6 separate regions of the Mus musculus genome follow, and regions 2, 3, 4, 5 and 6 are each linked to region 1. The links are chromatin loops, found by intact Hi-C in ENCODE. Cell type or tissue: heart. All regions are shown on one strand.

Region 1 (5,000 bases):
ACCGTACCATAGCTCCCCATCACAGAACCCACTTTTTAAAATTGCCGGCTTTCTCCCACCCTTCTCAAATAGAGGAATTCGTGGTGAAGTAACTGGGTTTTGGGGGTCAAAGTGGAGGGAATGGAATCTCCTGCTGCCTCCCTTCCTTTCCCACTTTGTTCTTCTTCCACTTCTCCATCCTCCCCCTCCTCCACCCTAGGCCCTTACCTGTGGCCCCCGGTGTTCCTGGTGCTGACTGGGGGCACAGAGAGTCTCCAACCAGCCTTGCCTCTTCTCCTTCCCGCCTGAGGCTGGAGGCTGAGCCTCTTGGCGATAACTTTGATAGTCATAATGACGCCGGTGGCAACCATTTTAAGGAAGATCAATCTTCACTCAAATGCGCTCATCTCCTCCCGCGCTTGCGCCCCACCCTGCCCGACTCAGATGCGTCGTGCCAGTTTGCCCGCCTGCTGCCCCAGAAGCAGAGCTTTGTCCGCACTGGCGAGGTCCACGGAAGACAGGGACAGGACACAGTGGTCTAGCGCGTGAGCTTCCGAAGCAGCCTAGAGAGCCTGGCAGTCTTGATGCTGGTTTTGCATCCCGGTCACAGGACTAACTGAGACCCTAACCCGGGCCCCCCTCCTTCCCGCCTTGAGACACACCCAGCATATTGGGGTGTGTTAGGGGGTAAACCTCTGATCTAATTGCCCATCTGTCTGTTGGCGCTTTCTTTTTAACCTTGGACCCGTTGGGGGCGCGTCAAGAATGTAAGGGGAGGTGAGGTGTGAAATATATTTATATACATGTGTATACATATATAGTCAATGCCAAAAGTTTTTCACCTCTTCCCCTTAGCGCCAACTTATTTCTACAGGCAAGCTTGCTGGAAAAAAAAAAAAAAAAAAAAAAAAAAAACAATCCCACCTCTTTAAAGTTGTAAGTGGAAAATTGCATAGGCTCGCAGGCTTAGGAGAATTGTCTGGTGGGCGATGACCTCCATTTGAGAATTTGACCCAGCATCCACCTTTGCCCCTGTCCCAGTGGCTATTCTACCCTAGTGGTCATTCAGTTCCTGGCACTTGCATTGTCCTCAAGCAGGATTTTGGCTACCTCTCTTCGCTAATCACACGTCCAGCTCTGCGGGCGCCCCCAACTGCTTCTCAGCCAGGACGCCCAGCTCCACCGGTCCAGGCAGTCTGGGCCCCAGTGTCTCTGGGAGGATCCTGCTACCTAATCCTTCTCTACCCAAGGGACTAGAAGAGAATCTTTGGTCTAGGCTAGGCTCCATGGGGGGCCAAGACCCTGGCAGCAAGTGGTCGCTCAGCCTGGGCGGAAATCCGCCGATGCCTTTATTGCTGTCATTTGGCGCCCCCATCTGTTTTCCTCGCGGTTTCAGCAGCTGTGAGCTGCTTTTCTGTCGCAGAAACCTCAGTGGCCTAGGAAGATTTCTTACCTTCTTCTACGACCCACCGCCTCTGGTTCCAAAAGCTGGCCAAGTACGACTCCACTCTACTGAAAATGAAAAAAAAATCATTTCTCCGCGACACCTTCATTCATTAGTGGTTTTGAAACTACCTTGCACCTTTTAAGTAACACTGATACTGCATTTCCAGGATGTCTATTGCCCCACATATACTTGTGATCTTGTCAGGGAAACTACCTCAATGAAAAACATCCATAACTTTTCACTGCCCTTAGCAGAGGATAGCATTTCACAGTGACTATTCCATTTGAATAGTTAATGTTCCTTTAGAACATTACCTATTACTAGTAATAATATTGACTAATTTGTATAACTCATTTAGTATACAATTACAAGTGGCTTTTTACATAGATCTACCTTCTGAAGACCAGAGAACCCCTGGGGAATTGCCCCGCCCCTTTAAGGAAACCTCCTACACAGAGAGCTTTGGTAATTGTTCATGGTTTATACTTATCTCCAATAATGGATGTCATGGGGGGTTGAAAGTTTTGCATAACCGCTTTTTTTTTTCTTCATGTTACCTGTCTTATTTAAAGGCAGGCCTACCTCAAAAACATTACACCAGTGGAGGAGAGAGAGAGAGAGAGAGAGAGAGAGAGAGTTACATTTGTTGAAAAAATAGTCATTTCATATCCTTTCCAGAAAGGAGAGGATGAAATTAGAAATGGACCCAGTTTTCAGTTTCTGATATCTTCAAAGTACCATCACCAAGAACAAGAACACTCAGACAAAAATCTAACCCAAACCCCATGCCTTCAAAGGGCATCTTCCACCTATGCGAAGGGCATGCCAAATTTTTAAGATTGGGAGTGAGGTGACATACAGGAAAAAATTTCTCTGTATTACCCAAAAAGAACAGTTTTGCTGGCAAGAATGATGTAAACAAAGCAAGGGCATTTTCTTTTCCTCCTTTTCTTTTTCTCCTTCCTTCCTTTCTTCCTTCCTTCCTTCCTTCCTTCCTTCCTTTCTTTCTTTCTTTCTTTCTTTCTTTCTTTCTTTCTTTCTCCTGGGGTGGGGTTAGACTGCCAAACTAAGTATTTGTTTCTTGTAAACAGTGAACATTTGACCTGTGACTTCAGGTTAAAACTTGTTCTAGACTTGCAGAGGGATGGGTCAAGAGTAAAGCCCCGTCGAGCAGCAACAGGGCCACGGGATGCGGTGGTCTCACCCAGCTCTGGGCTTCCCGGTGGAAGATGCCAGCCACCCGTTCTCAACCCGAAGTAAGTCTCAAGCTCGCTGGAGAACTTATGGGAGTGCAGATGTTGTGAACGGGCAGTAAACACCTGCAGAGTCTGAGCTGCGGGCAGGGCATGTTTTCTTTAGGCTAAGTGTGGTCTTCAGGACCAGGTTTCGATTTATAAGAGAGGGTGAGGGTTGGACTAACCAAGCCAGTCTTCTAGGCTTCCTACTCTCATTTCTCCTCAGGCAAGCCTCTAGCTTTCTGCCTCGCCTGGGTCAGCTCATTTAATTTAGTTTTCCTTCTCCCCTCCACCTTCAACTCCAAGTTACCCTAGAATGGTTGTAAGTGAGGGAATTGGTGGCTACTTTCTTCCTGGACCCCGAGGCTAATCAGATTTGCCAACTGCCAGGAGTTTAATGTACCCTCAGATCAGACCCAAGAACTTGCAGGGACATCTAGCGCCAAGCGCGGGGAACTGCGGTCGCCTTTCAGGGATCCGGAGCATACCACTGGCATCCTTTGCCAGTCTCTCAACTCCTTCTACATTTTTAGGCATTTTCCTACCCTTCACCCGCTTTGCTTCGCTGCTATGCATAATGTGGCTTGCCCGTGGAGAATGTGAATTATTTGAAATGGTAATAAGCTTCTATTTGACTCATAGAATAAGCATTTAGCAAGTTAGAAAAGTTGTTTCAAAATGTCAGACAAAATAGCAAATTGCAATCTTTGCTTCTATTTAGGAAGAAAGAAAGAAGTTATTCGGTCCTTAAGCCCTGGCCCTACCTTCTAGAGCTCTCTAGAAAAGCTCAGCATTTCTCTGGAAGGGAAGACCCTGCCTGTTTCCTACAGTCCACAGTTGGAGGTGGTCTCTTCATCTCAAATAGGGCCCTGCTGCCCAGTGGGAGGCAAACTCAGGATTTTTTTTTTAAGTCACCTGGTATTTAGAGGGGCGGGGGGTGTTTGTTGTTGCCTGAGATTTTCATTAAATATAGGCTAATTTTGTTGCTAAACCCAAAAGGATTCCACCTTTTAGATTTAGAAAATGCCCCAAACACAGGACATCTGGCTGTTGCTAGAACCTGCCTTATACACAAAATGTTGTGATTCTCTTGGGGTTTGCTTCATATTTTGTTTGCTCTGTTTTTTTTTTTCTCAGCCTGAGTGAAGTTGATTATTAGCTGGAGAGGAAAAATTAGCTCCAGAGCTGGCAGACAGACATGGTCAGGAACAAAAACCAGCCAGTTCTTCTCAACTTAAGACCCTGCTTCTAAACTGAGACGTTTTCTACTGAATCATTGGTTTCTCAAAAGTTAATTAAAAGGGTGTTCTGTATTTCCTGGTTGTGGTCATCAAGGTAAATACTTTCAAAGGCATCTCCCACAACCCTTTTCTGGCAGGATCCTGCCATCCTGGTTGTAATCGTCATCAATTGTGTTGTTAATTGAGCTCATTGCTGTCTTGGTAAACAGGACACTTCAATAAGTCTAAGTCATAGCCTGTATCCATTCATTTTTCCATCCCCAAACAGATGTACAAATTGTGAGATCTACAAGAAAGAACAGAGGCTATGTCTGTCTCCAGCACAGATTCAATACTCAGTGGGGCGCTTGAGGAAGGAAAGAAGAAAGAGAAGCAAATGGAGAGACGTGGAAGGGGATTGGGGCAGCAAAGGACATCATGGCCTTTCACCCAAATCAGGAAATGTAGCTTTTTTTTTCACAGAACAATAGGTAAGTATTTGGAAATTATTTTCATTGCTAAACTCTTGCTTATCCTTTTGTTAAGATTTCATTGTGATGTGCTGCCACACAAATATAAGGCTCACCCTGTGCTCTTGGACATCTGAAAAAAAAATGGTTATAAGCCTGGCATAGAGGTTCATGCCTGTAATCCCACCCCTTTTGAAAATTTGAGGACAGCCTTGGCTAGAGAGTGGATCTATGTCTCAAAAAAAAAAATTGAAGGAAAAAAATAGATTACAATTAAATTTCAGCTTGAATACAGTTTGGACACAAGATATCCAAGCTAAACGAAAACATTTCTTCTTATTTAACTGCAGCATCCTCTCTATACCTGCCTACCCACCCCGTAAACTACCAACACCCTAATTTTACCTCATAATCAGCCTCAGCAGTCTGGCTCAACAGCAGTGACTTCCCTGGGATCCTGGGATTTGGAGTTCTACCTGTGGGCCCTTTCAGAGACCTTTTTCTAGTATAACCTACTTCTGCATATCTAAACTTAATTTTTGTTGAAGTCACAGACAAGCTGGTGATAGAAAATGATAAAATTCATTATTCAAAACTTTCTTTATTTCTGAATAACCTTTGAAATTGGCAGAGAAACCCTAAGTTCTAC
Region 2 (5,000 bases), 360 kb before region 1:
AATGCCAAGTGAATAACTGCGATGAGCCATTTCCCCACCTGCAAGGATGATCTCTTCTTAAGGCTTGGAAATAGCAACAGGAAAAGGGGAGACTGTGGGGGCGGGGATTGATCTGTGGAGAACTGGAGTTTAGGGTGTTTGAGTCAACAATAGCTGTTCCTCTGAGTTCCCAAACTGAGTTAAATTGATGCCACTCTCCGGGACGGACGGTTGTTACACTAGGCAGGGTCATTAGGATTTGCTTTTTAAATGATCTCTCGGCCTGGAAGGCGGAGAGCTGCTAGCAAGGCAAGGTTAGAGAGAAAATGATAGCGGTATGTTGATGCTTCACAGACCTTATGATAGTTTCCGTCTGTCATTATTTACGTCTGGCTAGATGTGTCATGTCAGCTACCTAGAAGCACTTTAATATGAGGCTCTTGTTTGCCTCCGCTCTTGCGCAGCCAGACTGGGATACGATTATTTTTGCATCACTACACTTAGGTGAGGCTTGCTTCAATCTCTCAGTAATGACACACAAAAGAAATAAAAATGGTTGTGTCCAAGTTATTATATATGCTTGTATTCTAAGATGCGTCGTCAGCATGATTCAGAAAAGTAGGAAAAAAAACGCAGAATTTAAAACAATAAACAGACATTTATTAAGAGATCAGCTTAATTTTATTTGGTTCGGTTCTTCATCCGTATTTTTAGGTAAAGTTATTTTTCTTTGGCTTTGGTTTAATGTCATTATTGAATGGACTCACCTAAGGAAAAAAGCTGTAAATAGAAAGTGAATATTTGATCAACTTTACTCCTGTTGCTTAATATCATTTTATACTATCTCTATAAATCTTATCAGTGTAGCTGTAAATAAAGGCAAACACAGACCTCTAGTTTTATACCTGTGTGACTGATATCATAAAGAAAAACATTCTAAACAATATGTTTATCTCAAGACTGGGCATGGGTGGGTCTAATCATGGTGATTTTAAATCTGCTAAGGCTTTTTATGTACAGGGAAAAATGCTATTATCACAAAAAATAAAATGGAGTTTTAGTCTTCTTTTGTGAAGAGATTATCTTAACAAATGAAGGTGGTATTCTCTAAACCTACCTTGCCCTGGAAGGAAAAGAGACATGTTAGCTGAGAATGGCTGGGTTGTTAGAATTCACTGACATAGTTTAATACTGAAAGCTATAGCATAGCGTTAGTAGGAAGCATAGTTTAATAAAACCCAACTAGTCTAGGTTGATTTTCCCTTATGCCCTAAAAACATAATAAATAAAGTCACATGTTAGTATGAGTGAAAAAAATCTATAAACTCATGTGAAATTGCAAAAGCATATACATTTATGCATCCTACCAACAATGATAAACACTCTGCAATTTTTCCTTACATGTATAATTTAGCACAAAGACTTAAAGAAGTGCCATTTAGAAACGAAGGACTCCATAACATTTGTGAAGTTTCCACCAGGATTCTACATTTAAGCAGTAGGGAACATTGTCATTTGTAAGAATGCACTATCACTCGACAATGAGGAATTCAGTTATTTAGGAGAAACATGGAAAAAAATCACACGTCTTCCTGAACTGTGAGCATTTGACAGATGTTAAACTCGGTGTTAACTGAACAGGTTTCTGCCAGTTCAGGGTCCTTCAGAAATGACTGGGGATGTTCTTGACTTGATCTCCTTATTTGAATGTATATATTTGAATGTATATATTTTTAAAATCTGCAAAAGCTTCTTAAACAGAAAGGTGTGAGGACAAAGACCTTCTCTCTTTTCTGGACATTGGACACTGGAGTTGCAAGCTGACACCTTCAGGTTGGTGCGTTTGTGTTTGGGATACATTTTCATAAATTTCCGCGACGGTGCTCTGTTTGACCTGATTGAAACGGCCTGCATATATATACATTTTTGGAACACTGTGAAACTTGTATCTTAAGCAGTGTGACCTCCATAAACTACCAAAACATGTAGAGGAATTTGAAATGACACTAATCATATCCTCTTAATCCTTTAAAACATTCATTTCACCACAGTGTAAGCATTAAAATATTTTCTTTAGAAAGAGGGCTTGCCCGAGGCATTTTTTTCTTACCTTCTTTTCCTAAGCTACGGCTCAGTTGTGGCTAACAATGACCAGTAGGTGGCGGTCCAGCCACTGAACTGCTTGCTTCAAGACTTTTCTTAACCACTCTGCTGTCAGGAGTACTAGGAAATGGATGTATTTTTCCATTTTAAAGAATTCATTTTATAATTAATCTTGAAATACATTCCTAAGATCTAAAGACACCGAAACGCTGTGCTGACTACATCCTTAAGTGCACACCCCTAGAGAGGATCCATTTAATTCAAGAACTGTGTCTCCGTCTCTGCTTCCCCTCCCCCACCATCAGTTTTAATGCAAGTCCTTATGCAGCTTGGTAGTTGAGGACACGATGAGCACATTCAGGGCCGTGCGTTCCGTGCGTGGATGTCTTTGTATGGTTTTGAAATAACCTCAGGAACTTTCGTCTCCCTGCTCTTACAGGTAGACTGTGTGGAACACCTTTCACCTTTTTTCTTCTTTTCTTTTCTTTCTTTTTTTTTTTTTTTTTAACCCCAGAAGAGGGTGGGTGGGGAAGAGTTCCTAGAGAGGAAAGTATCTGAGACACCCAAGCGATGCAGGAAGGGCCTGGCTTGTTTACGGTGGAGAGAAGAGGATGCCAGGTGCACATGAGATACCTTCTGTGAGAATTTGGTAGATGAACAAATGAGCAGATAAAACACACATTCTATTCGTCTTTCACAAGTCTGCCCTGTGGGGTTTTTTTTTTTTTTTTTTTTTTTTTTTTTTTTTTTTTTTTTTTTTTGCTGTTGTCTCAGTTCTCCACAGACAATGAGAAAGCTACGGTCTTCACCACTGTCCTTCATGCAGACATGGCTGTTAATTACTGTCACCACCAGGGCGACACAGCAGGACATGACTCTAGTGGAGTCCGTCTGGGATGGAAATGACGTTCAGTTCCAGAGAATGACTGACCACACGTCTTTAAAAATCCAGACTCATGCTGCAGAAAGGGCAAACTGTTTCAGTCCCATTGACCTCAGAGCTGTGTCGACTACACCAGTTTGTAAACTTGCCCATGCCTTAGCTTCTCCACCTCAAATGTGAGGATAGCAAAAAATCCCTATTTTACGAGGTTGCTATGGGGACTAAATTAATTGGTACATGTAAGAAATTTAGATTCTTGCCATGTACATGTCGAACTCTTGCTGAAATATTTGTTAATACAAAAATATCACATTAAAATATTATTATTTACTAGTGGACTTGACCTAACATCATTTAAAAAAAATTTATTTCTTTCTACTCCTCCTGCTCCTCCCCCTGCTCCTCCTCCTCTCCCTCCTCTCCCTCCTCTTCCTCCTCTTCCTCCTCTTCCTCCTCTTCCTCCTCTTCCTCCTCTTCCTCCTCTTCCTCCTCTTCCTCCTCTTCCTCCTCCGCCTGCTGAGATGGGGCCTCACTGGACAACCTAGGGTGTCCTGGAGCTAATGATCTACCCAGCTCAGTTTCCTAAGCGGTAGAGTCACAGGCACGTACCCCAGTACATTTTTTTTTCACGATATTAATGCAGCTAGTGAGACTCACCATGACATGAGGTGGACTTGGTGGTGTAAGTAAAGGTTTGCATGATAAAATAACCAGTAGACCCTAAAACGTACAGAAGACTGTAAACTGAGAAATCCCGACTCCTCCTCTCTTCCCTGCTCCTTTCTCCTCCTTGGACCTCTCTCCCCTTCTCTCTTCCCTTATAATCTCTTTACCCAGTTTCAGAGATAACCAGGAAGTTAATAACTACCAGCAGTTTCTCTGCTTCCACCCCCATGCTTGCTCGAATCCCAGTCTGACTAAGCTCAGAGAGCCCTTTCTAAATGCCACAAGTTCATCACCATCCAATATCTCAGAAAGGGCCAGGTGACGTCATCTGTCTCTCCTCAGCTCTTTTACCACACGTCATTAAGATGACCAACTTCACAACAACTTGCCTAAAGAGGAGACATTGTTAGGTGATATCTTCTTCTTTTTTCTTTTCTTTTCTCTTTTTCATCTCTCAAAACTTAAAGCTGTAGTTTGCCAAAACTCAAGTCAGATCCCGAGGGGACTTAAGTTAGTTCAAACGTCAAGAAAGAAGCGACTCAAGCTGTGTTTACAATCTGGCAATTTACTCCCTTCATACACAGCTAGCTGTGCACCAGCCCTCAGACCCGATTTTCGGGTTGCTGTAATAAGTACTTTCTTACGTCCCTGAGAAATACGCAAGGGAAGAAAACCCTCCCGTGCCTACACATTCCTTTTCCTCCTTCTACGCAAACAGTGTGGCATTTTTAATAAAGATTGTGAACTAGTTAGTGTCTTTAAAAATGAATCATTTGCTAACTTCCTTAGATATAAACATTCTCCCCTCAGCCCCCAGAATTTTCTGTTCTCAGAACTGAACTCTTGAAGAAAGGAGGTCAAAATACTAAGTTTGAGCAATTTAAGAAAGAGACATTGAGTAATTTAAACAGGAGACATTCGCTACAAGACTCATTCGTTTAAATTACATGAAACCTGAGGTAGAGTGTTGCAATTAGGAGCCTGTAAGTCCTCGGGCAATTTTCAGCTAAGAGACCGCTTTAATAGAGTATGACAAGGTTCCTTTTGTTTTTCATAAAAAATTGTATTCCCTTTTGAAATGTAACAAACCCCTAATGAAATTACAGCCTGCTCATTGTTCGGGCCCTACTTTTCATGTTTTGAGAGGTCAACAATGTCAAAACAATTACTGCAAATTTATGATGGACAAACCTCCAAAGACTTGGAGGTTGGTTAGGTCAAACATCTGAGGCTCCTTGTGAAGCCAAGGGAAGGCTCAGTCAGGCCTCACCTGGAAGAGCAGGGCGTCCCTCAGAAAGAAAGAGAACGGAATACAATGCATCGAGAGGACACTGGGGCAGGGCAGAGCAAACCCGATTTTCATTGTCCA
Region 3 (5,000 bases), 880 kb before region 1:
TCTAAATTTCAACTAGTTATTGTGTTATTTAATATATCTCAGGAATCAAATCTTTATAAAACGCTAATTACTACCTCAAACAGAGTGCAGCTAATCAATCATCATTTCACAGCACACTCAAGCATCAGAAAAGAAGAAAAGCCGGTAGAAAGGAGGAGCCAAGCCTTTTGTTTCAAGCCAGTTAACTCAAAAAAGAAAGAAATATTAAAATAATCAGCCTGAGTGAACAAACGTCTAGGCACCTGATCTTACATTAAATAGATTTTCATTAGCTACTGGTATAAAAATATTTCTTGGAATCACCAACATTTTACAACATTATTTTCAATAATCTCCTTTTGATTTTATGCACTCCTCCCTTTTTTTCTTGAGAAAAAAAAATTACAGTTCATCAAGATAAATGAAAATTCAAGAAGGCTTTGTTGGACAGATTTTACAGCCATGATAGTATCTCTGCTGATCCAATCTGCAACCAGATAAATCAGTATCTAGAGAGCCCATTGTCTCAACCAGGAGTATCTAGAAGAAATACTTCCCTTCTTCCTAGAAAAGTACACATAAGCACACCAAAAAAATTTTTTTCACATCTAAAAACAAAAACTTTTTTAAAATCTTTCATTGAAATTTGAACAGATTTAAAGAAAAAAAAGAACAATTTAAGGATCCCCACCACCACCACCACCACCACCACCACCACCACCAATGTGTGCTTATTTAGTGGCAACCAAGAGGAAAAGCTGAGTCTTCTGCAGTTCTCCCAGACAACCTCCTTCACCACCCATCCCCCAAGCCTTTAGAGCATGTTTGGTTTGAATTTAAAAAGGAAAATCTGTTTACCATTAGAAGCAAAGAAGCAAGGTGGATTCTTTGTCCTCAGCGGTTTTACATTTGTGGGTCGACTTCAAGTTCAGGAGATTACAACTTGCCCTGAGTCTTTATTCACAAGCAGCTCTCTTCGGGACTGTATGTCCATGGAGGTTAAGAACCGAAAAGTGTTTATTTTCTTAGTTCAATTTAATGAGAGTTACCAGAGCACCAAGCCTTTGGATGTGAGAGTTCAGTTTGCTGGAGTTTTCTCTGCCTGTTGAGGAGTTACTCTGAGGATCAGTAAGAGGGCACTTAGTACCCCTCTGCTGTGATTCACCCACTGTGCAGCCAAGCTCTAGTTACCAGACCAACATTTCACTTTTTACTAACAGCAACCAAACAGAGCTAAGTCCAGTAATGGACCCAGCTTAGACTTTAGAGGAGACCTTCCCATTGCCTTCCTCTTGTCTATACAATACCTTGATAAAGCCACACTCAATAGAGACAGCTGTTTTTAAGAAACTATTGGAAATAATGATTAAAGTGAGTGTTGGCATCTTCTCAGAGCATCTAGCTCTTGCAAGGGACGTTTTCCCACTGACTTCTCTAGCAAACAAAATGCTTTCCACACTCAAAGTGTTCCCTCTTATAAGTAGTATTGGTGCTTATAATGTCACCCTAGCCATTAAGAAATAGTGTGCCTCTTTGCTTGCTTAGTTGGAAATAAAGCAGTAGCCTCCTACTTCACATTCAATGTGAGGAGAGTGTTAACTACCCAGAAGTGATTATTATGGGTGGTGACTTTGGTCATTTATAAACAAGGCAAAAAACGAATTTACTTTTCAAAACACACACGCTTCGTTCAAAAATTTAATTGTGACTTAGCAGGAAAGTAGAAGAGCCAGTCTGTTTGTAGTGCGGCTACTAAATGGCTGTTCAGTTTTAAACAAGGCTTTGGCTCTCTCTGTCCTTACCTCCCTCATTCATAAAATGAGAGGATGAAACCATGGGAGTTGATCAAGTCTGACATCCTTCTTGGTTGTGTCTGCCACAGGGATCTTTAACAGTCTTTAAGTGGATTGTGGATAAACTGGAAGATGATTGAATCTTTAACATATTTAAAGCAGTGTTCATGTAAAGTTCCTAAATGCTCAATGTAACCAAGAAGTCACACTTCTTAGAGCACCAACTCTCTTCTCTCACTAGTAATGGATTACACAACAGTGCTACATTTACAACATAAAGGAATCTTTTCCAGTCTCAGCAGTATTAAAATTGAATGTATGCTGAGAAATCTATTTTAAATTTACTAAAATAGTTTCTCACTTCTATCCAAATTCTGTTGAGTAAACAGAACTTAGACAATCCTTTAAAAGCGTTTTTGCATCGTGAACTAATGGCTTACTGGAGGGTTTTAGGTTTTCTTTCTTTCTTTTTTTTTTTTTTTTTTTTTTTACTCATTTAGCTTCATTCCCGTTGGTAAACATTGATTTGTTCTTCAGTTTTGAATGAAGCAGAAATTAATGAGGCAGCGTCTGTCTCACAATAACAAGTTAAAATTATAGTGCTTTATCTTGTCAACACAGCTTTAAACACTGGAATACCAGCCATATTAGCACAGTTCCCAAAATAGTGCAGAAGCTTGTTGTTAAAGGGAAAAGGTTGCGCAGTTTGTTTCTGCTAATTTGATAGAAGCATTTTCTATACCTCAGCATAGCAATTACAAAGGTTGGAATTATTTCTTAAATGTTAACACAGCCTGACCATATGTAGCAGCTCCGTCCTGTGTTCATGTTAGCAACTGGCAGCTTTGTTTCCACTGTGTGAATTAGTTTGAGGTGAGTTTCGTTTGCTATTGGTTCCTTCTCAGGTTTTCTGAATAAACACTACATGATATTCGTGGCATTTGGTGACTTTGAAGTATCATTTTAAAAGGACAAAGCTTTATGCATGCAAAAGTAACTTAGACACACGTGCCTTGAACATAGGAATTCAGATGGAAATCTAGAACTAGAGAGAGAGTGTGCATCACAAACTATAAAATTGGCCATTACACTTAAATAATTTAAATTAGTGTTCAGAAGAATTGATTGTGTTCTATTGACCACCAGAGGGTGCCTATATTATATCCACTGGAGTAATATTGTGCCTTAGAAATGGTCTGAAATTCCATCCAAGAAAAGTATATAAGAAACCATAAGAATTGAAGCCAAGATTTTGCTACACAATGCTTACTCTCATCAAAATTATGCTAAAAGGCCATCTGGCTTCTTGTGGCGTGCCACTGAGGAGAGACTAAGGCCTTCCAAGTTAGGCAAACCAACCAGCACTTGGGCAGCTCTGTGATTGGGAAGGAGGGGAAGCAACAAGAAGGGGCATTAAATTCGAAATGAGAATAACCCGGGATAATGAGTTTCTTCTTACTCAGCAAGAAGAGGGGATCTCAGGTCCCTGGGTGATAGAACCTGGGGATTACTAAACCACCAAGGTTAGAATGGTCTAAGAGGCACAGGTGCTTCTAAAAAGTGTGATAGTTTGTATCAAAATCACCAGTGGACAGAGGATTGGGAGAAGGAACAAGAAGGGGGAGGGGAAGGTCTACTTTTAATTTTGCTTTGAATAAATGTTTTTAAAATAATGCTTATTTTCTGGTAAATAGTATAACAGATCTCCTGGGATTTTTTTTTATAGACTCAGCATCAAGTATATTTTCAAATACATGTTAGATAAAAGCGCAATGATTTGGCTGCCAGTAGGTTTTTGTTCTATCCTACAATCATATTATAGTATGTTAAGCCAGCATTGCTATTCAACTGTATTTTTCTGAGGTTACCAGGCATATCTAATGCACAGTGTGGCTAAATGTCTATTTAACTGGGGCAGTTGGATTTCTGCCAGGTTTGCTCGAGAGTATATAATCGGATTTGGCTACAAATCAAATCTCCCTAACATGGCCGTGGTTTTTCTGACGAATGTGGGTGTCCACAGTGAGGGTGACTTATTCAGGGTGATTACATTGGGAATTTAATCAGCACGATGCCTATGGTCCCTGGGTAAAAATTAAATTTCTCGTTAGTAGAAAGCTGAAAGGGATATAGTGAGTTTCCATGATTAAAATCAGAGTCTGTTCCTATGATAGAGTTTTCACAACGCTCTTTTGTATCCAGTCGTCTAGGACTTTCCCAGACATTTGTGACAATGAGCAGATTTAAATTCACGCATCCGTCTCTCATCCGTTCAGCAAACGTACCGTTGATATACAAGACCTCATGCAAAATTCTGGCCTAAGAACCCAAGATTATCTCTTCAGATCTGCTAAGGTGTCTTGAGGACTCAAGCTTGCCTTGAGAGATGATGAATTACGCAAACAGTCAGCACTGGATACACAGAGATTAGGTTGAGGAATATGAGGAAATCCTGAGCAAAGCAGGCAGGACCCGGCTGTGCCCAGGAACTCTTTGAGGAATGGGGACATAGGGAAGGTGCGGGATGCAGGCGGGGCTGCCGAGCTGATGGATCTTAACATTGCTTTATGAACTCTGCCTACTTTCTACAAACATTTAAGACAACTTGGAATTTGAATCTATTATATACAATTCTGCCTTGAAACTGTTCTCACTGCCCCATTTGTGTTTGTATGTCGCTGAATCTCCCTGCTGATGAGCCAAGTTGGGTGATGCGCCAATGCATGAATCCCCACAGAGGCAGAAAGTGAACCAGTGCCAGCCACTGGTTGTGCTAAGGCAGCATGGTTGAGATGAGCCAGGACACAGTCGAGAAGAGAGCAGGGGGTGGGCAGACCATGTTCACACCTTCTAGGTTATTCTTAGGATTAAACAAAGCCAGAATGGACATTAAACAAATGATTTCATCTTCTCTCAGTGTGGAGTATCTTCCTCGGTATTCAATAAAAGCCAGTTTTCCCCTGAAGTAAAGGACCTGAATCTTATGCCAGGTCCCTTCTTCTCAAAGCATTGTCATCTCAGTGAATGAGGCCTTTTCTATCTCACAGTATTTGCTTCCCATCTAAACACATAAAGATGGTGCCACAAATAACAAGCTTACTAGAAATCACAGTTGAGCTTAGTTATTTGACAAGTGTGTTTGTCTACTACACAGTGCCAATCAGACTGTCAGATCCTTTTCATTAGATGGGCAAGTGTACATTATGCCAATCATTGGCTTGTAACTAC
Region 4 (5,000 bases), 84 kb before region 1:
CTATATGATCTTAAACTTAGAGAGTTCTTAAACTCTGAGCTTTGGCTAATAAAGCAGTTAGAATATTTACATTCCTTGGAATTGTATAAATTTAGTGAACTTATTTATCACTTGGCACAGTATTTAGCACATAGTATTTAGGTAATTTTAGCCATTACTATTGCTGTTACCAAAACCACATGTAATATCTAAATGAAGCATGTGCCTAACATTCCATTAAATGAGTGCATATTTTAATTATTTCATAATTTAAAATCTGTAAGTATAAAATAAGTTTGTGTTTTTACTAAAAATATTTTTCTCATTTACCCTAGCATGGAAATAAATAAATGGAGTATTTTTCAAGCACTTCCCATTATAATAAACGTATAAGCCTTCATAGAAAACAACAAAAGAAATGGAGTTTTGTGGTTTTTAACCTTTGATTCCAAACTTAAATATAAACTAGTCACCTTTAACAGCATCTCCACATTATACTACACAATTTGGGTTTAAATGTGATTTGTTCGAAATCGCTTTCAAATGTCCAAATAGGCAACTCTGAAATATCTTACACCAGGTTTATTGCCCAAAAAAAAAAAAAAAAAAAATGGTAAGCACACTTCTAAAAGCACTTTTAATATGAGATGACCACCACAAAATAAATAAATATAAAAATTAAAAATAAAAAAGACTGACAGGGAGATTTCTATATGAACTCATACCTTTATTAGAGTCACCTATCCAAGCATTCTTCCAACATATAAACACCATAAACATTTATTAACATCATTACTATGGTGACCCCAATAGATGTCAAGGAACTTTTTAAAACTTCACTTTTAAATGAACCACTCTTGCTTAAGGTTCGTATTCGAAATCAACTTTGTTCTTCTAAGAAGGCACTATGGAGACCTTTGGGAACTAGGTATTAGCCCTGCCTGCCAGCTTGAACATATATATGCCTGTAACTAAATTTACTCACATCCATCACACCTCTAGACAATGTTGTCAACGCTAAGACTGAGGCCACAGAGACAGAAAACAATAGGCTCTAAGCACCACAAACCAGAAACCAAAAAGTAAGAACAGAACACTGAAAACTCAGTGAGTCGCAGGTGTTGCTTAAAACTGCACGCAGAAATAAATTCACCAATCCGAACTCTCCGTCCGCAAACACACCATCAAAGAATTAAACCTACTGATGCCCCTTGGAGTTGCTTTTCCCGGGTCGCTCCTGTCACCACGCACCTTCGTCCTACCCCACCCCTCAGACTGGTCGCTGTCCCTCCAATAAGTAAGGACAATGGTTGTGGAGCAGCTCCTCTAAGTCGCTCACAATCCACGCCCACACGCGGACGGAGCAGCATGACACTGACAGTTTTCAGACCTTCCCGTCGTGCCAGCTCAGGTGGACGCGGAGGTGATCGGGGCTCTCAGGGTGGATATTTCAGCTAGGGATGTGCTCTCTGGGACCTTCTGACACTTCTTAACACAGGGGGGGCCCAAGGGCTCGGGCTCTAAACAGCCACTGCGCGGAATCCCTGAGAACATACCCGGAAAGAACACCGGCCTCAGGGGAGGCAGAGCCGGGTCTCGTGCGCTCCGGAGCCGCTCGGGCCGCTGTTCAGGGCGATCCACGAGAGAAGGCGGCAACAGTGTACGGAGGGCAGCAGCCCCGCGGCGTGTTCCCCAGCCGCCACCAAGCTCTAGGCCACTTGGCAGGGGCGGAGGCACCCGGGCCGGCGCGCCGAGGAACCCGGAGACTGGTTCCCGCTGTCCGGAGCGCCTCCGTCTACGCGGCCCTCCCTTCACAGTCCTACCTGAGAAAAGCGGGCGCCGCTCGGCCTGGGCGTCCACTCGGGGAAGCCTGGGTCGCCACCGCGTAGAGCCTCTGGAGCAGGCAGCAGCACCTACAGATAGAGCGCTGGGCCCGGCCAATGCCTTCCCATCAAACCCCGCGCTCCTGCCGCCAGCCAATGGGCGCTGCAGCCGGCGCGCGCCGCTCCCCCATCACGTGATCCGGCCGGCCCAGCCGTTGGTGCCTCAGAGCGGCGGGTGTGGCAGGAGGATTTAGGCTGAGTATCCTCCGCGCTAGTGTAGGCTGTCGGTCCTCGGGGCACCACAGGGTAGGGCGGTTCCGACTGACTCTTACTAGTTCTGCCTCCTTTTCTCATGAACAACTCCCACGCCCCAGTCTCGCCAAGAAAAGAAACTGATCCTGATTGTCCCAGACCTTCTGAGCGAGAGAAGAGTGGGGAGGACAAAGGGGAGGGACGTTGAAGGTCGAGACCTGTGTGTCTGGAAAAGAGAGGGTACCTGAGATCCCAGATCAGCTGTCATCCAGAAGGCAGCAAAAAAGTTTACATTGCATAGCTCAGAAGCCATCCCAGCCAAGCAAGTGGAGAGAGACAGACAGACATCATACATAACACCTCCTGGCCATACCCCATGAGGGCTTTAGGCTTGTTTCTGTTGCTCTTGGACGTCAAAAAGGGTCCTTTCATGACTACGCGCTTATCTCACCAGCATGAGAAGAACTTGAAATGATAAGGATGGTCTTTTCAAGCTAAGGGGTAGCAACAAAGGCTGAGCTTTCCAAAATTACACTCTTAACAATCTCCAAAACCTCTGAATAACTGGGGCCCCTTAAACAGTAGTGCTGTATTTCCCTAAGAATTGAAAACGACCTAAAGAAGGCTGTATTCCAGTCAACTGCAAGTATCAATAACAAAACTTCAATGGGAGGGGTGGGGGCGCTCCATAGGCAAAATTAGGAGGGAAACTTCAACAAAAGCTTTTATGTTCTGTGTTCAATCACTTTTACGGGTTTTTCTTCTTTAGTTAAGGAAGAAAATGTTTCTGATTTTCAAAGTGCAATAGATATAATAATATGCTATGTTTACACTGACAACACCAGCAGAGAAGAAGGCATAGACATAGTATCTACTTTGTAAGATAATCCCCTAAATTCTAAGATCTTCAGTTACAGCTTTGTAAACTTAAAAGAATAGGAGAGAGCTAAACTTTAGTGTGCCATGTATCGCCTCACCAATGTGGAAGAAAGTAAACAGACATTTCACCAGTTTTTATTTGGAAAATTAGCCATTTTATTTCCCAGCCTTGGTAGTTTCTAAGAACATAAAACTCGTGCTGCCTCTTGTCTCAGATCTTTCCTAAAGGGAACAGGAAAGTTTTGTTTGTTTTTGTTGTTGTTGTTGTGTTTTGTTTTGTTTTTGACTCTTGCTAATACTTGTCCTAGGGTTTTTCATTGAGCTATCAGGGAGTTTAAAAATAAAACAGGACAGAGAGAAGAGAGCTAGCTAGAGGCAAAGATTCTAAAAGATCTAATCCTGAAAAAAAAGTTTCTAGGGAAATCACATGAGAAAAAATGTTAGCCTAGCCAGGTTTGAAAGGGAAACATAAAGTCTAAATCATCTCTCAAATCTTCCCAAGTATTTTTCAAGTGAGGAAACAAAGTAGAAAAATATGTATAGTGCTAAAGACAGCACTATATTTATATTTGTCTTATAAATGGAGAGGATATCCACCGAGGATATGGCTAGATGGTAGTAAGCTTATCTAGTGTATACAAGGCCCAGGATTTAGTCCGCAGTACCATGAAAGAAATGAAGAAAGTGAAAAGGAAGTGTGTCACAGGACAATGCAGGAAAGACAAACAGAACTAAACATGGGATATACTGCTAAACTGCAGACTCCAGGATGATTTTGAGTATTTATGGACTAGGCCCTTCGTTAAGTACTGAGGAAGCATACCATAGCTACAATAAAGCATCCAACAGGAGTGGGAAGAAAACTACAAGTTAAAAAGTGTTCTATGTTCACAGTGTTAGAAGGCATCACAGCAGCCAGGGATGATGGGAAAGCCAGTGGAGCGGCTGTTCTAACAAGTCCTCAAGAGTGGCTCCCTACTAAGCCTAAACCGTAACAGGACAGCATCTAAAGAAGTGAAATCCAGAGACTACTTTGAGAGAGGAAACAAACTGTTCAAGCTGATAGAATTTTAAGACTAATTTAGGAAGAGGGTATTCAATTTTCTTAGGTGTTATGAAAACTTACAGGTGGGGAATTTGTCAATCTAGCCAGAGGTGTTAGAGTAAGCTTTCTTAAGGAGGTCACACTCAAATTAGATCCAAAAGATAAGAAACACAATCGTGAAGAAACACAAGGAGTGTCCTATGTAAAGGCCTTTTGTTTGAAGCAAGCATTGCAAGCCTAAGAGACTAAAAGGAGGCCATTGTGACTGGACAAGGAGACAGCGATACAATGTGAAACTGGGCACCACACTAAAAGATCAGTTTGGCCTTGTTTTCTAAAAAACAAAACTTAATCCTTTTCTTGAGAAAACAGGAGTCTGATAAGATCAGAGCAAAATCATTCCAGCTACGGTGTGGGAGCACAAGTTTGGCCAACATTGGACCAATTAGGATGCACAAGTGATGGGTGAAGTTAGGCATAGTTTAATTGACAGAGGGAGGAAATAAAAATAAGAAGGGCAAATGGAACAAATTATAAAGTGAGAGACCTTGGTGACAGACTCATATCAAGGTTTCGGGTAAGAGAAAAATCACTGGAGAGTCCTGGTGGGCCCACTGCTAATGCCATCAGTGAGAGATAGGGAGCACTGGAAAAGAGCCAGACTTAGAGGGAAATGGTGATTTTAACTTGAAGAAAGAGTTTAGGATGATTTTATGACTTCAAAAGGAAGTGTAAACACTTGGATTTATGGGTCTGAAGCACCAAAAGGTCTAAGGTAGACAAAAACGTGTTACTTTATAATCGGCCCTTTTCTGCAGAGTGGGCCCTTTCTTTCAAATGAAGCCATCCTTATCTAAGTCAGATATTTTGTTCTGTTCTTTACATTTAGAACATAAAATTAAAAGTGGAAGTGTGGAGAGCCTTTGGGGGTGCCACTTGGCAGGAATCTGATATTAGCCATGACAAGTCAGTCCAGGCACGGAATCTGACTTTAGGGTATGACAAAGAAGTAAGTACAGGAA
Region 5 (5,000 bases), 700 kb before region 1:
TCTGACATCACTTTTCCTCTCAGGTAAACAAGTTGGTTGGCATATATGTGAAAACAAGAGCACATGGACTGTAAGTGAGAGGCCACGGCATGTCATTGTGAATGAAGAGGATGAAGTCTGCCCTGGGGTTTTGTAGATGCCTCTTCTGTCTTCATCTGATCCTTTGGTCATTTTCTGAAGAATGAATCAGTCAGACAGGTGAGATATAGATAAATTAAGTATGAGTATACTTTTGAACATATAGTTAAGCCTTTTTTGCTCAACTTTTGACAAAAATCAAGAAACCTGCATGTGGGTGAGTGTGAGCTGAAGTCTAAGGGTCAGAGGTCAGCAGATTCATTTTTCAAGAACAGTGGTTGGAGTAGAATTCGTGGAACACAACATGTCACTTTCACCGGTCTGCATCAGCTAACACTGAAATGCAGTTGAAATTGAGTTGATTTCTTGGAAAGCTATATAGAGGCAAATGCTGACACTTGACAGAACAAATGTATATTTAAGTATATATATATACACACACACACACACACACACACATATATATACACACTTACAACTGGGTGGATATTATGCTTACACAAATACAATAATTTTATATTTCTCATCTTTATTTCTTATTTTAGGATTATAAGTAGCATGTATTCTAGACAAACTTTTCATTGTGGAAATAATAATTTCACATCTATTTTGAGACATAAGCAGTATCTCTCTTAAAGTAAATTGATAGGCTTTTAGATTTTTACTGAGCCTACCAATCAGATATCAATCTTCAGGCATACCTTTTTCCACCCAAACATTTTTAACCAACTGTCTCAATTGTGCTAGGCACCAAGGGCAAACCTGCAGGTGTCTCTGTGTCCCAGCATACAACTCAGGTGGACTGTTCTTACGACTTGTCTCTGTCCTTCCCTGTAACTGTGATAGATCACATCTATAAGTATCTCTCGGGGTAAGGAGTGATTTAATCTGCGGATCTGTATATCAGTTCCTCACCAGCATCCTATCAGTTGTGCCCTCGTGCTCTCCTGATGTGCTTGGAACCATCAGACCTATTTCACGGTGGCTGCTAGTTACACCTGGCTCTTTGCTTTCAACTTTTGTCATTAATTTTGCTAAAAGGTTGTTCACGTATGCCTGGGGAGGAGAAAAAGCTAAGTTCGTGGTTTGGTTTCAAAAGACTGCCTGCTTACAGGCCTGGGGGATGCTGGGAACTGAAGTATCCAATTGTTCTTACCTCGAGGCTGACACAGTTAGAGCCCAGGTAATAGTTGTACACAATCCTAGATTTCTAACATGATCTTGGATCTCAGAATTTTGAGACATAGTCTAGCTTCTGAACACTGGCACAGTGGATGATGCTAGGATGATCTCTCTTGGATAAAAAAATGTCTCCTGACAACAATGTTTGCCCCCTTGCAGTTTTGCTGAGGACTAGCTGAAGTTTCAAGATCCTTCTAGAACCCCACCTGGTTGAGTCTCACGCACCTTATATTCTCTCTTCCCTTCTCACTACCAGGGTATTTAGCTGAAACTGGCTACAGCTTTCAAGATACCTGAGTTCATTAAGAAGTTAGTAGAGTGCTGTGAAATACAGATGTGCTATGAAGTACAGATGTGCTATGAAGTACAGATGTGGAGCCAAGCTAAGATGCTTTCTAAAACCTAGGTGGCTTTAAAAGTAATTTCAAGTTTTGCAGTATGTGGTGGTGGTGATCCAACACAGGGCTTCACGCATGCTAGGATAGAGCCCTACCACAGAGCCACGTCTCCGGCAATGCTTTCCTTGATGTCTTATTAGGTAGCTCTCAAAGGACGCAGTCTTTTTAAGTCCAAGGAGCTTTTCCACTAGGGAGTATGTAATTTGGGGCCAGTCCCTTAACTTTTCTGAGATCTGTCCCCGAGTTTGTGAAACAGGAATAATAGTGTCTGTTCCAGTTTAAGGACTGTTAGCATAATGTGATGCTAAATAGAAAAGGACTTTTTATTGAAAAAGTATATCTTACCATAGACGTCAGAAGATGCCTGTTGAAGCCATGTGACATGGGTACTCAGTCTCAGAGGGCTCCACTTGGAAAATAGTCCCAATTTTTAAAAAAATGTAATCTATATGCTATGTTAAGATGGGCTTATGTCTCAGAAAGTGATTTCTTTTTATCAGTAGTTCTGTGGGGTGTATTTATGTAGTATGGGAATTATATAGGCTGGGTGAAGTAGTTTGGGTAGCTAGTAAATCTTCGCTACATTTCTATTAACAGCTCAGTTTCTATTCTATAAGCTATTGGTAATAAGTTGTATAAATAATGTTAAAAATTGCTTGGTCTAACTCTGGCAAATATTTATTTTAAATACAAAATAGCTCAATTTTCTGTGATGAAAAGACTAATTAATTCAACCACAAGAATATCACTTAATCTTTAGGGGAAAAACTAGCTAGTTTATAAACCAAAATATTTGGTTTGATTGCTTGAGTGTCCAACGGTAAATTTAGCTCTAATATAAATGGCAAAATCATGGTAAGGACATTCCCCTCATCCTTCAGTTCTCTGGCAATTTGTCGCCCTCTACCACCAGCAGAGGGAGCCCTGAGAATTAAATCCTCTCAAAGCGGCCCTGCTAATTCTTTTGTGTTTACATATTTAGTTTATAATGGGAAATAAAAACCCATCACAGATTAATGGGAAGTCATCATGCTTGGATTAAGCTGTCTATTAGCAGTCGATTCCAGACTTCTGATTATAAGCAGCTTCAGTCCAGCAATATGCCTCCATGTACCCTATCAAAGCGTCATCCGCAAGCTTGCACCACCTAACAAAGTTCATTAATAATACAACAAGGCACAATTTACTCCACAGGACATCAGAGAGGAAACATTCCTGAGAGGCTGCTGTTTTTATCAAGTGTACCACACCAGTCTTCTGAACTGCTTCTGGTCGATGATATCAAATCCATAGAACTGGAAAAGAGACCCTGATTATAAAACCAATTAAACACAGCTATCCGAAGCTTACAAGTTGTTTTAATATAAGAATGTACTACAATAATCCAAGTACAAGATTACGAAGCTTCAACACGACTCGTGGAAAACTTTTATTTTGTTTTTATCTTGGCTGCCTTTCCTGTTTATATCTCACTGAAAGATAGAGGGAGTGTCATCAGTGAACCAAATCACTGGCTCACAGAGCACTTTCCATTGTCACGTTTCCCCCAGTGAGCTTCAACAATGCAAAGCAACGCTGATTTCTCACCTACTGTGACTAAAGAAGCCTATTTAAACTGAGAAAGTAGTAACTGTATCTTGGTATTACACAGCAACTCACACCTTAACAAAGATGTCGACAAAACCACTACCTATATAAACAGCACCCTTTGCATTCATTTGGCATTAAGAATTTAATTCACAAGCATGTGTCTGTCTACCTTCCAGGTTCATAGAGTGGCTGGAAGTCCAGCAACGGTGGATATTAAGGCATTCACTTCCACAAACATTTACTAAGTACCTCTTGTACAAATGTGTTTAGAATAGCGAACTTGCTCACCGCTGAGAGACAGGGGAGGGAGAGGAAGCCATGACTACAAAGCAGTGTGGTCCAGGCATAAATCAGGCGACACTCCAATGAGCATAAAGATTACCGAGGGCGGGTACCAAGCTAATCTTTGCAACTGTGGTCCTTGACATAGCGTTTTGAATACACTTAGTACTCAATTCATATGTATTGAATTAATTAATGAATGGGTAGGGTGTAGTAATTAATCATCCTCTTGGGACAATACCTTCCTGTGTCCTCCTAAGTATCCTTTGCCTGAGACTCGAGTCCTCTTTGCCCAGTGCAAACAGTTCCTGGTCTAGCTATGCCTGGCCACAGCATGGCTGCTAGCTCACATTATAACTGATATTTGGTGACTTGCTATTCCCTGGATTTCTTATTTGCTAGTCTCTGTGCTGCTAAAACTTGGGTCTCACAAGATGTGGTAATAAGAAGAAGCATGGTAAATGAAGACAGGCATTTGAGCCCCATAAATCTATTATCCCATTAACTCAACTCCCATTATTCCTATTACCAGGAAAGGGGTGTCTAATTCACAGAAAAACAACTTGTTTCAAGGCAGAAGTCATAAACGACACAACTTAAATTTGAATGTAGGACTCTGTAATACTAGATTCTTATCATGAATGCTTGTGCTCTGATGTCTATTTAGACTGTTAAGAGATGGTTTTAATCAGTAGTAAAAATCACCCCCCCCCCTTCTTTTGAAAAAGAGGACTGGTTTCCTCCAAAAACACTATAAATAAATTGTTTTAATTTATTTAAGCTTTTAAAGTTATTTTGTGAATACAGTAAAATATGTAGTTTACAGCAGAACAACTGAATCAACCATTGATAATGCTTTCTAAGCAACGCATTTCCTCTCAAACTAAGGAATTTGCTTGTTATTGTCAGAATACCTTAAAATGCATTTGCCTGTGCTCAGCAGCCCCCCCCGCCCAAGCCCTCCCCAGCCCTGGGCTGCTGTAGTCTGCTGTGGGGTGATTGGCGGCTTTGTTTCCCTGACTAGACTCATCAGCAGCACCAGGTGGTAATAACTATCCAGCTGATTTGCACGTGTAAAAAAAAAGAGAGAGAGATCTGCCTGAGGTCACCACGGAGATTCATTTCCCCATTCTCGACTTCATATCTGACCCGATATGCTTCTGGAAAATAATTATTCATGGCAGAAAGTTGCCATACACCAATCATGGTGTCCTGGGAGTCTGTAGAATCTCTGATCAAATATGCTTTGTTGTGAAGAATAAATTGGAAAACATGATTTTCACCAATGTGTAGCACAGTGCAATTTATTTATTGCCTTCTCTACTTCTCTGTTCGCTTCATCATTAGAGACCCAATAAAGAAAATGATTTGCCAGTGTGGGGAACGTTAGCCTTGGTGTTCAGCGTTCAGCAGGATCCCATGGATCTAAGGAGGAAGAAGACCCAGAGTCTGTCCAAGTCAACTAGAGTA
Region 6 (5,000 bases), 1.4 Mb before region 1:
TTTTTTTGTTGGGAAACAAATTCCCTTAATGTTAGTTGTAGGCAATGAAGTTTATGTGGGTTGCAAAAGCCATAGCACACATACATTTTTTTGAGAAGTCAAAATTATTTATTTGTATATCAACAGCAAAAATTAAATCGGGTTATAAGAATGTGTAGTTGTATTACTTAATGGGAGGGCTTGCAAAAGGTGACATTTTAAATCTTTGGATCGCCTTTTTAAAAAGCCAGGGCTTTTGACAGTTTTAACTGGGGAGATACCTACCCATCTCCCGGAGGGTTCAGAAAAAATTGGTGGGTTTGTTTTTTAAAACTGATTTTAAAACAATCTGTGGGGGAAAAAATCTTTCTAGGAAAAAAATATCTTTTAGTTTCCAAGGCTCTCTACGTTGGGAGGCATCTCTGGGGAATAAATCGCTAGAGTCAATACCCCGGAAAAGACATTTCATGCCTAAATGAAAATCTTGTTAAATGTTATTAATTTTGACTTAGAGCACACAGCAGCCCCCTGTGCCTTGTATTCCCTTATTAGGGATTCATGTCTTATCAAATATCTAATTAATCTCCTAGACATCATTTGTTCTGGCCAACTTTATCTCAGCTGGTCCACAGGGAAAACTCCAAATATTCTCTGTGACAAAGCTCCCTTGAAGATCTTTTTAATTGTCTAAATTAACTGCACCAAATTTGCATGTCAAACGGTAAAGGGCAACCTGAGATAAAATGTAAACGTTTTAAAAGCCCCAAACTAAGCACTTGATTTGATAACTAGGCTTTTTAATGTTATGGAAGACAACTGCTCCTTTCCTTTTCAAAGACGGCTGATCTATGCAAATAGTGAATTGGAAATGCCTAGGTCCCCTCGCCGTCAAATGGCCCTCGCAGGTTATTTGAATATCAGTGGCTGCTTCTGAAAAGGTTCAAGGATGCTCTCTGCCTTCTTTGTGATTACGCAGTGCGGCGTCTTATTCTGAAGAAAAAAAACTCAGGAATAATTAAAGGCTGGGATCAGGCCTGGGAACACATTTGGGACAGGAATCTCATTTAGACAGTCTCTTTCAAAATAAGGCACAGTTAAATTGACCAGAAGGCAATTATTGAAATGAAAATTATTTTCACTCTCTTTGTCTTCTGACCACCAACTTAACAGCCCCAGTTTAAAAGAGGGAGAAGGGAGAGAATGACGAAAGGAAAATTGGTAAATGAGACAATTTCTCAATTCGAAAAAAAATGTTAGTTTGGAAAAAGAAAGTACATATTTACAGAATAAAAATATTTCTAAAAGACTTCTCACACAATAGAAACTGCAAGGGGAGTCAGCAGCTATAAATTTCCCCCTCTTTTTTTGATTACTGGCCTTGGAAACTTGAGTGAAGATTTTGATTCTTTGGAAAGAATAAATTATTGGTATTAACAGTCAACAAAAACTGCTCTGAAGAGCCAAATAGCAAGGCAACGAGAAACAGCAGGAAGGTTCCCAGCGGGGAGTCTGCAGCGTGAGGTTCAGTGGCTTCTTCCTCTTTTCTCGGAGCTCTTCTTCCTCTAGTTTTCCTTCTCTTCGGTCATTTTCTCTCCCGGCTCATCCATTTCTGCCTGGGACGCCCCGCACCCCCAGCCCCAAAGCGTCTTCGAGTTTGGGTCTGGTCTTAAGGAGAAGCTGTGGCAGAGTACGCTCATCCTGGGGGTTTGAGGCAGAGGCTCTGAGGTCTATAGGGCGTCCCGTGCGTCTAGGGTCTGCAGGCTGGAGGTGCGGAGGTGAGTGCGAGCTGGGGGTTCCTGAGGAATGAGGGCGCCGGGACGTCGGTCCCAGGCAGCTTTGTTTCTTGTTGATAATAAAGGCAGATCAAAGGGCCTGGCTGTGCAGGTCTCGCTCCCGGAGGGGCTCCCTCCGCAGGCCAGTGATCAAGGCCTCTGCGCGCTGTCTCTGCCCCGCGGGTCAGCCAACGTCCATCACCGCGGCTCCGGTGAACCGCGGGCGGCAGCCCAGACCTCAGTGTCCAGTCAGACATCTTGGGCTCCAAGCTGAGCCAAGAGGGACCCGGTCCCGCGCTCTTGTCGGAAACCCACCAGGGGAAACATCCCTGCCCCACTTCCCACCAGCTCTAGGCATCCCGGGGAGACCTTGAGACTCAGTAGGTGGTGACCGACTGAAGACGAACAAATGGAAGAGAGCGTGCACGGGAGGCGAGGTCCATGAGCTAGGATACCAGCTGGGTCCCCAGGTGGGGTGCGGCTGCGCCTCCCCAGGGCCACCTCTGCATTCCCGCGGCTTGGGCCTAACTGGGTCCCGGGTAGAGTAGATGGGGAGGCCACGCTGCGAATGAAGACTGCCGCCTGGAAGTGGATTTTGTGAAGCCAGGGCTGAGACCAGGGTCCTGGAGTCCCGCCCCCGCCGGGGTGAGGGGAAATGCAATTTCGTTTCAGTGAGTTTCCAGGGATTTCTTGTTTCCAACTTCCACGCAGTAGATGAACCAAGACCAAGTTTGCTGGGCCTGCGCCTATCCCGGCTCAATTCACACCCTCCCCAGTATTTTTCTTTCTTGGCATAATTTACCCCCAGTCTTTGGAGGACCCACCGGGTCCTACCTGATGAAGAAAAAGGAGTAGATTTTTTTTTTTCCTTTCCTCAAGGACGTTTGAAAACATTTGGATGAGATTAGATTGTGCACCTGAACCGCGTGTCTGGACATTCCGTCAAATCGTCACCAGTCGTGTAAAATTGAATTTCTTTTTATTCACATGGAAACTTTATTTATTTTAACTCTAATCTTATTTGCATCTATTATCTGTATTCACCAAGGCTCTCTTCCACTACAAAAATGCAGATGAAGTAAATCTCACATAAATCCCGCCCATTTGTGTAATTGGTATACTAAGTGTTTATTTTAAGTGAGAATAATTTAGCTACAAATTTTCTTAAGGAATAACATTCTTAACACATTAAAAAAAACTGAAAACTCTGATTTGCTTTTATGTTTGACAGTAGCTCTTGATTCCCCCAAGAGGCGCACGGCGAGTGCGGCTCTCTGGCGCCATCTAGAGCTCCTGCATAGGAGTCCGCGCTGTCGGCCTGGTGCTTGGCTTTTAGCGCTTGGAGACCTGCTTCTGTCGAGAACTCTGGCAGCCAAGGAATCAGGCAAAGAAAAGCGAGGTTTAGTGTTTTAGCTGGGGACAAGCCCCGTTTTGAGGGGACATTGCCTAGCAATGGCTCCAAAGGAAGGGGATTATTTCTGAAACACACTTACTGAAAAATCCAAGCAAAACAGACTACCACCTCGCTTGGCCCTGGACCCAGCTTTCTTTCATTGTCTCATTTAGCATTCTTTCCTAGGCGATTTCAGGGTCTTCCAGCACTCCTAAATGAGAAAGCTGAGCGTTGTCGGTAGCGGCAGCGACGTGCACCCTGGGTAGAGATCCCGCGGTGGGCACAGCTTGCCTCGCACACTTCACCCAGCGTCCTAGGGTCCAGGGCTGCGGGACCATCGGGTCTGCCTGGACTACCCAGGACGGGCGTGAACGCAGTTTACCACCAGGTCACCAAGACCTCCTCAGCTTCCCAGAACCCCTAACACAGAAGAGAAAGCCAGAGTCTCACAGCTATGACCAGCCTGGACCCACCGAGCACCTCAACAGACCTCTGCAGGGTTTCCGTGCAATGGGAGGCGACCACTGCTCAAGTGGGGCGCAGCGGGCATGGGGCAGCTCGACGGGGCCCCAGAGGGCGACCAGGAGCCCCCAGAGCCCTCGCCCCAGGCCCTCCCGACGGGTGCGCACCCCCTCCCAGAACAGACCCACCCCTTTTGTCCTTGCCTTTTCGAAACCCAAATCTGAAATGAGATAACAGTTGGGGGCGTTGGCCAATTTTCTCTTCTCTGTGCATCGCCCTGCCTCCCGCCGCCCCCTTCCCTCCTCTTCCTAGTCCACTACCCCTCCCCCATCCACTAGCTTTAGAGGGCTTGTAGGGACTTTCTCCCCTCCCCCTTCAGCAGTTATTGTTTTTTAATTTAAAAAGCGACACCTTCCAACCCCGGCGCCCGCCCGAGGAGGAAAGAAACGCAGTCTCCCGAAGCTGTAAGAAAAGAGATGAGGCTCTGGGGTGCCCGGCTCCCCAAACTCAAGCCAGGGAAATGCAGCGCGCTTCTGGGAACTCAACAGCCACCTTTGTAGCGGGTACTCGGCTGGGTTTGTATTTGCTGTTTTAATACAAACCCCGCCGCACTGCCTATTTCAGAGATGTGCTAATTACTACTTGGATAGCAGGGCGCAAAGTCCTTGTCCATTTCCCAGTACAAAGTAGGTTGCTAGAAAATTTGAAATTGCCTTTCAGCCTAAAGCTGCCTTACCTGAATGTCATAATTACAGTAATTATGTACATCCAAATTACATGCTAATTAAATTAGAATCAAATCGTTCTAAATCGAAATCAAATGAGGTAGTGAAGAATTAATCAATGACAACATAAATAGAGCGCTTCCTTCAGAGATATTTATTGTAACGATCCAAGGAGGAATTTGATCTGAAAAAGTCACCTGTTTATTTACTTTCAAATTAGTAATCAGTTATTATCCCTTCTCCATAATTTTAACCGTTCAGTGCTATTTACCCCCCACCCTTTCCAGACGCTGGAGTTTATAGAAATATGTATGAGGTAAATACATACAGACTTGCCTCCCCATATATTATTGGTATAAATATGTACGGTGTTTGGAACTCTTAAGATTTCTAAATGTCCGTGGGGACACATTCCTCCAGAGTCAGTTAGTTGGCCAGGATCCGGGAAAGCTTAACGTTTGAGCTGTAGGTTTTCCCAGACGGTAGCCTTCTTTCTCTTTGGAAATTCACTGTGGATTTTGCATTGTTTCGCAGGCATCTTGCCACTTCAGGGGCGATTCATTGATGAAAGAAATGCAGGGATAGGGTGAGACTCCCTCAGTCCGCTTTCTTTTTGTCAATTGCTAAGAGAGTTGGCATTTTCTTCTTTTGCGTCAGGAGCTAGAGATT

What was found. Hi-C counts contacts between places; a loop is a spot of excess contacts. Peaks named below come from ENCODE experiments on the same cell type or tissue, not always from the same donor. Only the 100,000 strongest peaks of a DNase experiment are listed, where the experiment ranks them.
Region 2: it touches region 1 in a loop (10-fold over the local background); 34 of 42 quality-filtered maps call a loop at or near these places.
Region 3: it touches region 1 in a loop (4-fold over the local background); 4 of 42 quality-filtered maps call a loop at or near these places.
Region 4: a loop joins it to region 1, with 2.1 times the contacts of the local background. A loop is called at or near these places in 7 of 42 quality-filtered maps.
Region 5: a loop joins it to region 1, with 6 times the contacts of the local background. A loop is called at or near these places in 26 of 42 quality-filtered maps.
Region 6: it touches region 1 in a loop (10-fold over the local background); 9 of 42 quality-filtered maps call a loop at or near these places.

The regions. Positions count from the first base shown.
Region 1 is chr2:74,660,655-74,665,654 of GRCm38, forward strand. It overlaps Gm31790 (a long non-coding RNA gene), which reads left to right and starts at 897. Exons shown (of 3, transcript XR_374674.2): 1 at 897-3,277; 2 at 4,171-4,372. It also overlaps a transcript of Evx2 not described here. In heart, CTCF peaks have their summits at 1,358 (motif pointing left) and 3,107; no DNase peak of the experiment used is centred here; H3K4me3 peaks cover 389 bases; H3K27me3 peaks cover 4,822 bases.
Region 2 is chr2:74,298,318-74,303,317 of GRCm38, forward strand. 4930441J16Rik (RIKEN cDNA 4930441J16 gene) reads right to left here. Exons shown (of 5, transcript NR_040501.1): 4 at 2,090-2,202; 5 at 623-759. Among named protein-coding and RNA genes, the nearest start is that of 4930441J16Rik, 6.9 kb to the right of the region's middle. In heart, a CTCF peak has its summit at 2,133 (motif pointing right); no DNase peak of the experiment used is centred here; H3K4me3 peaks cover 646 bases.
Region 3 is chr2:73,776,300-73,781,299 of GRCm38, forward strand. No RefSeq gene overlaps it. Among named protein-coding and RNA genes, the nearest start is that of Chn1, 3.5 kb to the left of the region's middle. In heart, a CTCF peak has its summit at 2,888 (motif pointing right); no DNase peak of the experiment used is centred here; H3K4me3 peaks cover 107 bases.
Region 4 is chr2:74,577,017-74,582,016 of GRCm38, forward strand. Lnpk (lunapark, ER junction formation factor) reads right to left here and starts at 1,932. Exons shown (of 13, transcript NM_027133.3): 1 at 1,803-1,932. 4930445N08Rik (RIKEN cDNA 4930445N08 gene) reads left to right here and starts at 2,028. Exons shown (of 2, transcript NR_166470.1): 1 at 2,028-2,108. In heart, a CTCF peak has its summit at 2,019; DNase peaks (open chromatin) are centred at 1,355 and 1,965; H3K4me3 peaks cover 2,185 bases; H3K27ac peaks cover 1,976 bases.
Region 5 is chr2:73,963,223-73,968,222 of GRCm38, forward strand. Gm38603 (a long non-coding RNA gene) reads left to right here. Exons shown (of 3, transcript XR_866447.2): 2 at 24-198; 3 at 2,853-4,778. Among named protein-coding and RNA genes, the nearest start is that of Gm38603, 4.5 kb to the left of the region's middle. In heart, a CTCF peak has its summit at 2,571 (motif pointing right); no DNase peak of the experiment used is centred here; H3K27me3 peaks cover 1,074 bases.
Region 6 is chr2:73,275,621-73,280,620 of GRCm38, forward strand. Sp9 (trans-acting transcription factor 9) reads left to right here. Exons shown (of 2, transcript NM_001005343.2): 2 at 1-151. Among named protein-coding and RNA genes, the nearest start is that of Sp9, 6.2 kb to the left of the region's middle. In heart, no CTCF peak of the experiment used is centred here; a DNase peak (open chromatin) is centred at 3,051; H3K4me3 peaks cover 2,446 bases; H3K27ac peaks cover 282 bases; H3K27me3 peaks cover 2,833 bases.